Regions from separate parts of the Homo sapiens genome. Here regions 1 and 3 are each linked to region 2. A link is a contact called in ENCODE Hi-C or POLR2A ChIA-PET data. All regions are on one chromosome and are shown on one strand. The core of a region is the stretch at or near the end of the contact, and the rest is flanking DNA. Distances in the headings are between cores, read along the strand shown. Region 1 holds the start of VMA22 (vacuolar ATPase assembly factor VMA22). Region 2 holds the start of LINC03124 (long intergenic non-protein coding RNA 3124). Region 3 overlaps PTPN18 (protein tyrosine phosphatase non-receptor type 18).

What was found. A loop is a pair of places that touch in the nucleus more often than their neighbours do. ChIA-PET counts read pairs that join two places held with the same protein, here RNA polymerase II (POLR2A). Pooled maps may share reads with other maps.
Region 1: a pooled map shows a loop between it and region 2 (28-fold over the local background). The contact joins the promoter of VMA22 here to the promoter of LINC03124 in region 2. A Hi-C loop is called at or near these places in 3 of 168 maps with a recorded cell type or tissue (GM12878 and gastrocnemius medialis), 2 of 37 single-sample maps with no recorded cell type and 14 of 50 pooled maps.
Region 3: a loop to region 2 is called in a pooled map, with 6 times the contacts of the local background. The contact joins the enhancer-like site here to the promoter of LINC03124 in region 2. A Hi-C loop is called at or near these places in 1 of 37 single-sample maps with no recorded cell type and 6 of 50 pooled maps. POLR2A ChIA-PET finds 5 or more read pairs at or near these places in 1 of 52 experiments (GM12878).

What each region holds. Positions count from the first base shown.
Region 1 is chr2:130,339,191-130,344,149 of GRCh38, reverse strand. VMA22 (vacuolar ATPase assembly factor VMA22) reads left to right here and starts at 1,986. Exons shown (of 5, transcript NM_032357.4): 1 at 1,986-2,135; 2 at 2,206-2,309; 3 at 2,401-2,483; 4 at 3,111-3,242; 5 at 4,918-4,959. The coding sequence starts at 2,025. IMP4 (IMP U3 small nucleolar ribonucleoprotein 4) reads right to left here and starts at 1,253. Exons shown (of 9, transcript NM_033416.3): 1 at 1,215-1,253; 2 at 956-1,064. The coding sequence starts at 1,217. RefSeq lists enhancers at 1,221-1,390, 1,521-2,070.
Region 2 is chr2:131,679,221-131,683,844 of GRCh38, reverse strand. LINC03124 (long intergenic non-protein coding RNA 3124) reads right to left here and starts at 1,346. Exons shown (of 10, transcript NR_167889.1): 1 at 857-1,346. RefSeq lists a silencer at 1,374-1,423 and an enhancer at 1,794-1,913.
Region 3 is chr2:130,371,262-130,375,592 of GRCh38, reverse strand. PTPN18 (protein tyrosine phosphatase non-receptor type 18) reads right to left here. Exons shown (of 15, transcript NM_014369.4): 12 at 4,306-4,331; 13 at 3,110-3,336; 14 at 2,646-2,720; 15 at 188-2,436. The coding sequence ends at 2,369. Among named protein-coding and RNA genes, the nearest start is that of PTPN18, 17 kb to the right of the region's middle. RefSeq lists a silencer at 2,660-3,409 and an enhancer at 3,136-3,763. Within about 2 kb of position 2,997, at least 36 of the 41 ENCODE cell types and tissues checked have a DNase peak (open chromatin) inside an H3K27ac peak, as active enhancers do; they include GM12878, where a contact is called at or near this core.

The sequences.
Region 1 (4,959 bases), core at 737-3,236, 1.3 Mb after region 2:
TCACCGTGTTAGCCAGGATGGTCTCGATCTCCTGACCTCGTGATCCACCCGCTTCGGCCTCCCAAAGTGCTGGGATTACAGGCGTGAGCCACAGCGCTCGGCCTTAAAAATTACTTTTGAAAAGAAATATAGACTGTTCTGTACGTATGATGGTGGACCAGAGACCTTTAAGCTCTCAGACAGCAAAACCGTTGGTCACGATGCCCACAGCGCTTCGAAGGCATGGCTTCAGCGGGCCCTGGACCACAGGCTGCCTACCGCAGAGCACAGCGCTCCAGGTGCGCACTCGGGGCCAGCACTGTTCCCCACGGAGCTCAGAGGAACTCCTGCAGGGAGGATGGGCAGCGCAGTCTGCAGCACCAGCGCTATCCAGATAGTCTTTAGAGAGAATTTCTTTTTTTTTTTTTTTTTGAGACGGAGTCTTGCTTTTTTGCCCAGGCTGGAGTGCAGTGGCAGGATCTCGGCTCACTGCAACCTCCGCCTCCCGGGTTCAAGCGATTCTCCTGCCTCAGCCTCCTGAGTAGCTGGGATTACAGGCGCGTGCCACCACGGCCGGCTAATTTTTGTATGTTTAGTAGAGACGAGATTTCACCATGTTGGTCAGGCTCGAACTCCTGACCTCATGATCCGCCCGCCTCGGCCTCCCAAAGTGCTGGGATTACAGCAGTGAGCCACCGCTCTAAAGAGAATTTCTACAGGACAAGATAAAGTCTTTAAAACTTGGGACGAACTTGACACACTGCACACAGCGGGCAAGCTGCAAAACCCGGGTACTGCAACGTCAGTGACAAGTAATTAATACCATCACACGGAAGAAACACTCTCAAAACCAACAGGAGAACCCAATGGGCAAGGAAAACGGCCGGCAAGCATTTGGAAAGACGCTCGGATATTCGAACACAAATGCGTGCCGGGGTGGTTTACCACGCAGACGCCCGCGGGGCCGATGCCTTACCTTCCAGCGCGCGCCGCAGCCGCTCCTTCCTCTCCTGGGCTGAGCGCTGCGCCTCCTCCCGGGCCTTGCGGTACAGGTACTCGCGGCGCAGGCGGGCCTCGCGGCGCAGCTGTGGGAACAGCAGGCCCAGTCACTCACTACTCGCTCCCGAGCCCCGGAACCCCGGAGCCCCGGAGCCGCTGAGCCTCCAAGTCCCCAGAGCCACATCCCCAGCACTTCACGCGCCCCGGACCTCCGAAACAGGAGCTCATTCTCCTACCATCTTGAGTGCCGCTTCCACGTGGGTCCGGGAGAATCTGTGGGCTCCTCCAGCGCGACACAGTCCTCACTTCCGCCCTCAACCAAGATGGTCCCTTAGACGCTTCACTGGTGCCTGCAGCTGTGGGGAATGCCCTATGTTAAGATGGCGAATAGGGCGGGGACATCTCAAGGCGATTGGCCATTCCGGCAGGGCGTTCTCCTTGGGATAACCGATAGACTGGATACAGAATGTCACACGTGACTTAGGACCGCAGCTAATAAATATGTCCGCCCAGGCTTCTCCATCCTCGTCCTCCCCCCACCACCGCCGTGCAGAATGCAGTTTTCAGATGACGAACCGCTAAAACAATCATAATTAGCGGCTGGAAACAGTTCAACTGTAAAAACCGCACACCGACTGAAGGTTGCTTGCCGGCTCCTTTCCAAATTAACTTTAAAACCACTCTTCCCTCAACCAAAATGGTTTCTGTAGAGCTTCGCCTTCTTCCATCGCCACAACAGTGGCGCGACTTCTAAGATTCGGCAGCTTCCGGAAGGACTCAGAACCACCTATAACCCTAGCCGACAGTTCAGCAGGCTGATCCACTTGGGGGCTAATTGGAGAAACCAGTTGATTGGTTGCTTCCGTGCTGCTTCTCTAAGGGCGCTTGCCCTTAAAGAAGCTGACCCAGAGGCCTTGGTGCTGCCGGCGTGGGGATCCCCAGATGGGAACGCCCCTTGATGGAGGATCTCGTGTGCCTATTGGCTGTCCTGCCAAACTGCGGAGGGTGACAAGGAAGAAGGTGGCTCCAGATCTGGAGGTGTGTCCATGGCGGCGCTTGACCTGCGAGCGGAGCTGGATTCGCTGGTCCTGCAGCTGCTTGGGGACCTGGAGGAGCTGGAGGGGAAACGAACGGTGTTGAACGCCCGGGTGGAGGAGGTAGGCGCCTGGGGCGGGCAGGAGGGTACACGGGCGTAAACTGAGTCTCACCGCTTTCCTCTCCCTGCAGGGCTGGCTCTCGCTCGCCAAGGCTCGCTACGCGATGGGCGCCAAGTCGGTAGGGCCCCTGCAGTATGCTTCCCACATGGAGCCCCAGGTCTGCCTCCACGCCAGGTGAGGAAGCTTCCATGCTGGGCTGGGTGGGCGGGCGGGCGCGTTCTAGGCCCGGGCTGCCAAAGCTCCATCCTCCCTTCTCGTCCTTCAGCGAGGCCCAGGAGGGACTCCAGAAGTTCAAGGTGGTGAGAGCTGGTGTCCACGCCCCAGAGGAGGTGGGGCCTCGCGAAGCAGGTGAGCCCCCTCTTCCTTCTGCAGAACCCCTTCCCAGTGTCAAAGACAAAATGCAAATTATGGAGATGATTTAAATTAGGTTTTTGCGATAAGAGAGAGCATCCCAGAGCAGAAGAACAGAATGTTTTTGTAGGGTGGTTTTGCCTTAGACTTTTATAGGAAGTAGAGAAATTGTTGGTGAGTTGCTTTACACTGGGAATAGATTTACAATCACATACATTTCAGTCAGCTGAACAGAAAATATTTATCTGTGTGTCTAGCTAGTTTCAGAGGGACAAACTTCTAATCCCAGTTAATCATCCTGAGACAAAGAATGGGGAGTTGGAACGTCTATGTCTGGTCTGTTGGCATGTTCAGGTACAATGGGTAAGATCAGTGTCACAGGCAAACAGGGTCATCAGTGGGTCTTACAGGAGTCACGGGAAAGAGTGGACAAACAGTCTCATCTGAATCACAAGGGGAAAGGCTGTGTTTTGTGGTAAGCTGTTTCCTGGAACCCCAAAGTTGGAATTTTCCAACCAACAGTGTTTTATAGAATCATGAGCTCAGATCAAGCTCAACATTGTCACCAAGATGATAAAGGTCAGGGAGTAAGATCCCAGCCTCCTCCAACCTTTCTTTCCTCAGGTCTGCGGAGGCGCAAGGGCCCCACTAAGACCCCAGAACCGGAGTCCTCTGAGGCCCCTCAGGACCCCCTGAACTGGTTTGGAATCCTAGTTCCTCACAGTCTACGTCAGGCTCAAGCAAGCTTCCGGGATGGTGAGTGGACCGTGTTGTTTGGCTCTGTGGCCCTCAGACCCTCTATCCACAGGGAACACTTGAGCACTGCTGCCATGGCTGGGGTTAGTCTGTGAAAGGCTTTGCAGGTTTTCCTCCATCCAAACTTCCGTTGTACACCCATTATTTTTTCCAAAAGCATTTACTGGTTGTTGGCAGCATTCGGGTTCATGCTAGCTGCTGGGGATACAGCAGGGAACAAAAGAGACAAACACTTTTCATGTAATGTTTAGAAGCAGACAAAGGCAACGTGCAAATAAGTAGGCCCTTAACATAAGTCAGGCTGTGAAAATTGTTATGAAAAACACATAATGGAGTGGGACAGGAGTGGGCCAGGGGAGGTCTCTCTGAGGAGGTGAAGGAAAAGCTTTGTGGGTGATTTTGGGGAACAGTGCTCTAGATGGAGGAACCAGCCAGGACAAAAGCCCTGAAGCCAGATATATCTGGTATGTGCCGAGGCCGGTGGCCTAGAGTGGAGTCAGGTGATGTAAGCCCTGATGAAGACTGTGGGACCCACAGAGAGGCTCTGAGCAGAGGATGGTGCAACTGGCTGTACAGGGTCACAGGAATGCTTGGGTGCTGGGCGGGGACACAGAGCAGAGGGAGGAAGTAGGTGTCAGGGAGCAGCCAGTGTGAGAAGCAGATAGCGTCACTGGAGGAGGAGGTAAGTGGTGGGAACCTGCACAGGTTTTAAGAATAGAAGCCCCAGAATTTGCTGACAGATAAGATATGGGAGTAAGGGAAGGAAAGGAGTCCAGGAGAGCCTGCGGTCTCCACCCAGAACCCCTGGGAGGATGGAGCGACCCTCACCTGCTGTGGGCAGCTGAGAGGATTCCAGAAGGCAGGAGTTGGTGTGGTCTGTGTGGTATCCACCGACGCCCTGCTGGAGAGTCTGAGTGGGCACTTGGGCACATGTATCTGGAGTTTGGGAGAGGCCTGGGCTGGAGAGAGATTTGGGAGTCCACTGCATAGCACTGGTGTTTAAATTCCAAAGTTTTTGACACAAACACTGGTTTAAAGCTGAGATAGGATGAGATCAGCAGAGGGCCTGGGGAGTATGGACGGGAGGTGAGGGAGAAGAGGGGAGAAGCCAGTCAAGGAAACTGAGGAGCAACACCTGGGGGCAGGTGTCCTGGAGGCCAAGAAGAGAAAGTGTTTCCTGGAGCGAGTGATCCAATGTGTGGTCAGCCCTGCTGCTGAACAGGAGGCCGAAGACGAGAGCTGCCCGGAGGACTGGGCAGCAGCTGTTCCAGCAGAGACATCAGCAAAAGCCATCTAGAGGTGGATCCAGAGTGTGGACTAACAGAGAAAAGAAGTGGAGGGAGAGCAGGTGAGGGCAGAGAGATGCTGTAATAATGGGGGAAGGAAGGAAATGAGGGCATGAAATGGTATTACTATCTGTGAATTTTTAGTTCCTGGTGGGTGATATAATGGGTCCAGGAAGTCTAAGGAGGTGACATTTTAGCAAAGACCTGAAGGAGGTGTAAGGCCTCAGAGGTTCTGGAGCAGCCAATGCAGGGCCGTACCTGGAATGTTTTGGGACAAGTGTGGGGGGCAGAGAGGCCTGAAGCCTTTCCAATTTCTGGGGATATCCAGATCCTCCTGGGTCGTGTGTTACACTACAGATACCATGGTGACCTTCTCTCCTTTCCTCCAGGCCTGCAGCTGGCCGCAGACATAGCCAGCCTCCAGAACCGCA
Region 2 (4,624 bases), core at 97-2,596:
AGGAAAATAAACACCCTGGAAGAAAAACCTCATTGACAATTAAATGCTTTGTCACTGACATATTATTTTCTTATATGGGTGACGAAAATTACATGCATGAAACGCAAAAATAAATATCATGTTGACTACATCAACATGAAAAGTTTCTGCACATCAAAGAAAACTACTTTCCAATTAAAAAAGCATCCTATAGATTAGGCAAAAATTTCAGGCAATCTTGTAATTCACGAGGAGTTGTCATCTAATATGTACACAAAAAACACTACAAAGTAGCAAAAGCATCCAATCTAATATTTTGCAAAGAACCTGAACAGACAATTCTGCACAGCCATAAAATCGAACAACAAATAAGAGATAAGGTCCTCAAAATCAACTATTCATTAGAAAACTGTAATTCAAAACCACACACAGATAATCTCACACTTATCGAATATTCCTTGATTTTTTTAAAAAAATAGGAGGGGCTGGGAACGGTGTCTCATGCCTGTAATCTCTGCACTTTGCGAGGCTGAGGCAGGTGGGTCACCTGAGGTCAGGAGTTTGAGACCAGCCTGACCAATATCGTGAAACCCCATCTCTACTAAAAATACAAAAATGAGCTGGGCATGGTGGCGGCGCCTGTAGTCCCAGCTACTCTGGAGGCTGAGACAGGAGACTTGCTTAAAACCAGGCAGCGGTTGCAGTCGGCCGAGATGGCGCCACTGCACTCCAGCCTGTAAGACAGAGCAAGACTCCGTCTCAAAACAAAAACAAAAACAAAACAAACCCCAAACCAAAAATAGTAGGAATGCGGGTGTGGTTTTGGAGAAAGGGAAACTCATACACTGTAGGTGGAAATGAAAATTAGGATACACACCATGGAAAACAGCTAAATAGCTGGAGACTCCTCAAAGAACTGAAAATACAGATGCCCCCTGCTCTAGCGAGGTCTCTTTTTAAAGGTGCTGAGGCATCAAAAATAATCCTAGACTCCAGCTCAGAGGCCCCTGGGGCTCCGAGGGACCCAGGTCCCGCGTTTTACCGCCAGCTGTGGGCCAGGGCGCTCCTATACGCTGGACGCGGGTCGGACATTGGCATAGCCTTCCCGGCCGGGGTGCGGACGCTGCAGTAGCCAGGACCGCACAACCGCCCCCAAGCGGAGGACTCGGGCCCAGATGCCCACGAAGAAGTGCGGGCACGAAAACAGGGAGAGGCAGGGAAGGAGCAGGGAGGGTTCCCGGTGGGGTCCACGCCCCCGCCACTGACCGCGGAGACCTGTCTCCTACTCCACCATCACATGGAACCCACCACCGCTCAGAAGCTCGCTCTGACCACGCTGCTGCTGCTGCAGGGGCGTCGCAGGAACTGCAGTCTCAGCTCCGTAGGGACACGCACGCTAGCAGCATCCCTAGTGCCAGGTTGAAGCTCCACCCCCTCTTAAAGGGACCGCGGCTCGGACTTGCCAGAAGCCGCTTAGGGTTGCGGCACAGGCTGAGCCTCTGCCCAGCCCAGGGGACGACGAAAGGCCCCTGGTCTCTCATCCTCCCCAGCTTTCGGGCCCTAGAAGTCGCAGGAGCGCTCCCTGTGACCGCCTCCCGGAGATCGGCTCCCTTTGCCTAGGGAGCGCCCAGGACCTGCCCCTGCCCTCCTCTGGACCTCAGCTTCACCATCCGCAAAGGAAGCAGCCTCGCTAGAGCTCTGGGGGTCCCTCAAGCTTGGCGTCTCAGGATCCAGGGTGGGCTCCCCTGCCCCTCTGCAGAGGGGGCCCAGAGAACCACAGAAAGCTGGGGGCTGGAGGGACAGTTCGGAGGGCAGCAGGGCCTCCCCGGCCTCACTGTCCGCATCTGTCCTGTGGGAGCTCGCGGGCCTCGCTATGGCCCAGGCACCCACAGCCTCACCAGGGCTGCCTGGGTCACCGGGCTCTCCAGGAGGCAGGCAGGGGCCCTGGGGTCCAGCGCTGCCCCCATCTCAACTCTTTCCTTCATCAGGGCCCACGAGGGGCCCTGTGGACTGGACCCAGGCCCGCCCATTCCCAGGGAGAGGCTATTAATTATTTCCTCAATTTCAGAGCCTGTTATTGGTCTATTCAGAGATTCAGCTTCTTCCTGGTTTAGTCTTGGGAGGGTGTATGTGTCCAGGAATTTATCCATTTCCTTCTAGATTTTCTAGTGTACTTGTGTAGAGGTGTTTGTAGTATTCTCTGATGGTAGCTTGTATTTCTGTGGGATCAGTGGTGATATCCCCTTTATCATTTTTTATTGCGTCTATTTGATTCTTCTCTCTTTTCTTCTTTATGAGTCTTGCTAGCGGTCTATCAATTTTGTTGATCTTTTCAAAAAACCAGCTCCTGGATTCATTGATTTTTTTGAAGGGTTTTTTGTGTCTCTATTTCCTTCAGTTCTGCTCTGATCTTACTTATTTCTTGCCTTCTGCTAGCTTTTGAATGTGTTTGCTGTTGCTTCTCTAGTTCTTTTCATTATGATGTTAGGGTGTCAATTTTAGATCTTTCCTGCTTTCTCTTGTGGGCATTTAGTGCTATAAATTTCCCTCTACACACTGCTTTAAATGTGTCTCAGAGATTCTGGTATGTTGTGTCTTTGTTCTCATTGGTTTCTAAGAACATCTTTATTTCTGCCTTCATTTTGTTATATACCCAGTAGTCATTCAGGAGCAGGTTGTTCAGTTTCCATGTAGTTGAGTGGTTTTGAGTGAGTTTCTTAATCCTGAGTTCTAGTTTGATTGCACTGTGGTCTGAGAGACAGTTTGTTATAATTTCTGTTCTTTTACATTTGCTGAGGAGTGCTTTACTTCCAACTGTGTGGTCAATTTTGGAATAAGTGCTGTGCGGTGCTAAGAAGAATGTAGATTCTGTTGATTTGGGGTGGAGAGTTCTGTAGATGTCTATTAGGTCTGCTTGGTGCAGAGCTGAGTTCAATTCCTGGATATCCTTGTTAACTTTCTGTCTCGTTGATCTGTCTAATGTTGACATTAGGGTGTTAAAGTCTCCCGTTATTATTGTGTGGGAGTCTATATTTTGGTTGCAGATGAGTTTATAGTCAAAGTAAAAAACACACGAAGGGCATTCACATTTCCAGGAACAGAAGCATCCTGTCTGGTTTTTCAGAGGTGAAGGGAGCAGTCTGAAGGGGCTGTGGCACAGGTGTGTCTATAATCAAAGCTCACAGCCGAGGCCCTGGGGGAGGTTCAGGTATGCCCCAGGGGGTGCGCCTCATCCAGCACTTCACTGCCAGGGGCCTCATCTTTATTAAATTCTGGGCCTTTTCCTGGGCAATAGTTACACAAGGTGCGTTCAATGAACCCTATGTCCTGTGGCTGCCACCCATTGCAGGGTCACAAAGGTAATGATCACCACCCCCTCCACCTTCTGCTGAGGGTCCGGGTGACCCCCTGGTGGTGTAACCCAGGCCCTCACCCCTAAGGGGTCCTGAGTCTTGCTCACCACGGAGTCCTTGGTCTAGGGCTCCCACACTTGTCCACGTACCATCAAATGCTGTGTATTGAGAGGCGCTTGTGTAGAGCCCCTCCTGCCCCAGGCAGCATAACCCTGCTTCTGCTGAAACCACGGTCCAGGTGGTACACATTTTTCTGCCCGCAGGTCCCATGGAGGAGCAGCCTGAGGACAAAGCAGCACCCAGAGCTTGTTTTTTCAGAGAATTTGGCCTTGTCCTGTCTAGAAGCCCCACAGCTGTGGAAACCAGGACCTCCTGCTTTTCAGAGCCTAGATGTGCAGGATATAGATGCACCTCAGAGGTCCTGGGTGTGAGGTGGAAGGTTGGGGGACACTGGGCTTCCTACTGCTGTGCTCCCATTGCCGCATCTTCTACCTGGTGGGACAAGGCAGCTAGCAAGGGTGACAGATTCACCCAGACACTGTGTCCTCCCACATCCTGACCTGGCACCTGAGCCAAACTGCTGGGTCTGAAGCTCCCAGGAGCATGTGTGTGCTGTGACCAGTGGACCTATGGCATGCGCCCTCTTCCTCCCTCTATGGCATGGTATCAATTCCTCTGATGGTGTCATGTGAGGTCTCGTCCTGATGGGTAGAACTTTCTATAAACCATCCCATGGCCCTGGGGAAAGGCAAGCTCATCCCTTCAGGTTTAGCTGTTTCTGTTAAATGCAACCCTGTTCTTCCCAGGGCATCAGGGCCCGGTGCAGTTGTCCCAGCCTGACAGGAAGTCCCCTTGATGGTTGTGTGGAGGGTGCAGGCTGGGCCTAGCTCATGACCCTGGCAAAGGGCAGGTGAGCCCTGGGGCTGACCACCTGCACTTTCTGTTTGGTGGTGGGAGATGTGGGGCAATATTTCTTGCCTTCCCTTTAGAGAGCATCTCCCAGCCTGCCCAGACCACTAGACCCCTAAAAATGTGACTTGTAGGCAGGTCCTGCCTGGCTCTCTGTGGTGCTTTTCTCTCCCCTCCAAGCATCTGTGACTCCCAGGCCTCCAGCCCTGCTGGCTTCCCCCATCTGAGCTCCTGATGCAGGGGGAGGACTGTACTGTGGCAGGCAGCATGCCGGTTTACACAGTTCTGGGACAAAACTATAGGTATACCTTATTTTATGTCCCAGGTAAATGAATCCAATTTCTTGATGCTTTTTTGACACAGAGGGAAGAAATGCATTGGTG
Region 3 (4,331 bases), core at 1,748-4,247, 1.3 Mb after region 2:
AGCTGGGCATAGTGGTACACGCGTTTAATCCCAGCTACTTGAGAGGCTGAGGCAGAAGAATTGCTTGAACCTGGGAGGCGGAGACAGAGGTTGTAGTGAGCCAAGATTGCGACATTGTACTCCAGCCTGGGCGACAGAGCAAGACTCCATCTTTGGGGAAGAAAAAAAGGAAAAACAGACCTCTGAATCGGAGAAATGGACAGTTTATTACTCACAGTGAACACAGCAGCCAGAACAGTATCTTTAGTCACTTTCCCATGCCCCTATTCCCAAGAAGAGGGCATGTGGATCGTACCAGCTGGGCAGGCAGTGGGTCTGCATCCCAGGAGAGGGACCCGAAACTGGGAGACTTGGAGATTTTATCAGGGCTGTGGAGGACCTGCCTTTCTTCTCCTCCAGAGATAGATGACTCATTATCCAGCAACACAGAGGTCAGCACCGACCTCACCAGCAGCAGGCTCACAGGAGTGGCAGGGGCATTGGGAGAGTGGGAGGCAGCACAGGGTCAGCTCTTTCACGAAAACAGAGAAACGGGGCAGCTCTAGAGTGGGAGTAGGGGCACAGAGAACAGGAAGGAAAGGCGGCCGGCGAAGGTATGATATCACACCAGCTCCCACTGTGGGCACCCAAACCCAAGCCTCCTGGGAAAGTCTGGGAACTGTTAAAAATCCACACCTCAGCATCACCCTGCCAAGGGGTGGGGTGGGGTATGTACACATCCCCATCATTCCTTGATTGAAGGCTGCAGGAGAGTGGAGTTCATGCCAAGGCACTTGAGATCGACCATGGATGCAGCCAGGCAGAGGCAGAGGAAGGCCAGCCCTATCCCAGAGAAGGGCAGGACAGGGGTGGACATGGGGCCCAGGGCACTGTGGCAGTGCATACAGGGACCTGGGCAGGCACAGTGTCAGTCAGAGGTCCAGAGACCTGAAAGTGAGAGGGGCGGGACCCTTGAGGTTCAGGGAAAGAGCATCTTATACTTTTTCCATTTTGCAGTGACTTGGAGATTTGTCCACACCAGTGCACAGAGACGTGTCCTCCTTTTATTTCTTTTAACAGCCGCTTAATGTTTTATCCTAGCAGGAACCCTACCATGGGCCATTTAAAGTGTTTCAAATCTTAGGGGGCTGAGCCTGGTGGCTCACACCTGTAATCTCAGCACTTTGGGAGGCTGAGGCAGGAGGATTGCTTGAGGTTGGGAGTTCAAGACCAGTCTGGGCAACATGGCAAAAACTCATTTCTTAAAAAAAAAAAAAATTAGACCTGTAGTCCCAGCTACTCGGCAGGCTGTGTGAATAGTAAGGGGTCAGTCTGGTTGGGAGTCTGTCTGGCGGGGGTCTGGCTGGGGTCTGCCTAGATAGGTCCTGATTTGCTGGGGGTCCATCTGTCTGAATAGCTGGAGATGTGTACTCATTTGGGGGACTTGTCTGTCAATCTGGAGGATCATGTCTGACTAGCTGGGGTCCATCCATCAAGACATCAAGATGAGAGTCTGGCCGGCTGGCTGGGATGTCAGGATTCCATGTGGCTGATGTCTGCCTGTCTGGCAGTCCATCTGGTTGGTTAGGAGTCTGTCTGGCCAGAAGGTCTGTCAGCCAGCCAGCCCACCTGAGGGTGGGGGTGGGGTCTGAGAACTCTGTGTATCTGTTCAGCAGGGGATCTGTTTATATCTGTCTAGTAATCTAACTTAGGGGGTCCACCTGGCTGTCCAGCTAGCAGAGATGTCTGTCTTTTGGGGGCTCTGTTTGGTGGTCTCTCTGGCTGCACTGGTCTATCAAGCTGTTGGCTGGTCTCTCTCTCTCTGGCTGGGGATCCCTTTGTCCACCTGTGGACTGTATCTCTGAAGCTTTGGCTGTCTGTCCAGGTTGGTGGTCCATCTGTCTGTCTGCCTATCTGGAGGTCTTTTTATCGGTCTGCCTGGGGTTAATCTGCTTGGCTGTGGTTATGCCTGGCTTAGTTCTGCCTGGATGGCGAAGTGTCCATCCACTTCTCTGTGTGGTCCCCTGAGTGTCCAAGTGAGGGAGGCTCAGGTGCTGAGGATGGACTAGTGCTGTGTGGTGAGGAGAGCAGTCTCCGGAAGCTCATCTGTCCCTTCTCCCCTTCATAACTCAGGGGTCATGCCCCTTCCTGATCTTCTTTCTTGAATCTGCTCTGTGCAGCCTCACCAGCCACTATACCCTAGCTACCTCCTCCAGCCTCAAGCCTTGAATGCTACAGTCATTGGGGCAAAGCCCCCACATTTCCCACCCTGAGAAACTTTAACTTTGATCCAGGCCCACTGTTTCCATTCTGCGCACGGCGCTCAGCAGCACCGGGGCATCAGCAGTCCGAGCTCACAAGAGGCAACAGGCAGGAACTGGCGTTAGACTTACACCCGGGTCCACTCAGCAGGCGGGTCCCGGGGACCCTTCGGCCTCCCAATGCGCAGGTTGAAACCTGGGAGAAGAAGGGTGCCGTGGGTCTCATGGAGAAGCTGAGGTGTGTGGAAGCTGGCAGACATGAAGAAGGCCATCCCCCCGCCTCCAGGTCCTCCTGGTTCACTGCAGCCACATCCACAGGACTAAGCTCCATGCCCCATCAACCCCAGACTCCTGGGTTCACTCAAAGCAGCAAAGTCCCAGCAACCCAGGCTCTACCTGACTTACCTAGCCCACCGGTCTGAGCTCCACCCGCCACGTCCTCGTAGGCGCCAGATCCGGCAGGACTTTGGTCAGCAGGAACTGAGGGCAGCAGACCCCCCACGGGTCAGCTCCGGAAGCCCCAGGGAGTCCCAAGACCCCACCCCTAGCGGGGACGCTTCCCCGGAGGCCCGAAGGGGAGAGCCGAGGGCGCCGGGCGGGAGAAGGCACACACCCCGGACGTGGCCTCCAGCCTTTGGGCGCGGCCAAGACAAGTATTGCCAGGAACCCTGCCCCTGGACCGCGACTGCGACCGCCAGGGGGCGCTTCCGGGGCGTGGCCAGGGACGCCTGGACATCAGCGTCGGGGCGTGGCCAGGCTAGCGGCTGGGGTCCCCGCGGCCGCCAGGGCCTGACGGACCACTGCAGGATGGTTCCGCCCTGCGGATCACAGCAGGATGATGCCCTGAGAAGGAGCAAGCCTCGACTCACCGCGGCCAGGCAGCGTCCCCCTCGCGTCCTCCGCGTGCGCCCCGGGTCGCTGGGCGCGCGGCGTCACCTTGCTGTAGAGCGGCGCCTCCTCCGCGCTGCGCGCCCCCGTCCCCGTCCCCGTCCCCGTCTGCGTCCCACTCCCGGCGCCCGCTGGAGCCCCGCGCTTCTGCACCACCGCGTAGGTGTCAGCCATGGCGTGGCCCGGGGACCCGGGCACAGAGATGCTCCTGCAGGCAGGGAGGGCCGGGAGGAAGTGAAACGGCGGCGCTGGGCAGGGCGGGAGTGGGGAGGCTGCTCAGCGCGCAAACCACGGGCTTCCTTCCCGCCGAGGCGGTGCGCTAGATGGGAGGGAGGGCTCCTTGGGTTGGAGGCCTCGCTTCTGTGTCCCTAGCGCCCTGCAAGTTAGGGGGATGAAGGAGGAACGGGGTCAGCCTGGAGGGTAATTTGGGGCAGAGTGTTGGTTTGAGGGGTGGTCATTTCTGTGTCAACGTCTACTGAACAAAAGAATGCGGAAGTGGCATAGAAGACAGGAAGGGATGGCCGCAAGGACAAGGGCCTTAAGTCTCCGCTGCGAAGGCGGCTCAATCCCATGTCCGCAGCACCCAACGTGCGGCCTGACAAGAAGGCGGCGTCTAGAATTATTTGCTGAATTTTTTTTGTTGTTTTTTTGAGACAGGATCTCGCTCTGTCGCCCAGGCTGGACTGCCGTGGTGCGATCTCGGCTTACTGCAACCTCCACCTCCCGGGCTCAAGCGACTCTCCTGCCTCAGCCTCCGGAGTAGCTGGGATTACAGGCTCTCACCAGCACGCCTGGCTAATTTTTGTATTTTTAGTAGAGACAGGGTTTCACCATGTTAACCAGGCTGGTCTCCAGCTGGGCTCAAGTGATCCGCCCTCCTTGGCCTCCCGAAGTGCTGGGATTACAGGGGTGAGCCACCTGAATTAAGGTTTGATTAGAGGATCCAGGAAAGGCCTAACTCAGAAGGCAGGGCAAGCCTTAGAGGCAGAGGCAAGGGGTAAATGAATCATCTTGGGATAATTGAATCATCTTGGGGTGGGTTCCCAGAGCTCAATTCGAAGAAAGGGCCAGCGAACACTTGGCGAAGTGAACAAGGAACGGACTGGTGTTCCAAGGATGAAGAAGGGGTTAGCCTGAGAAATTGGGCAGGGAAGAATCCGGGGATGGAGCCGGGTACCTGAGGACCCCTCCTGGTGGGCGGGG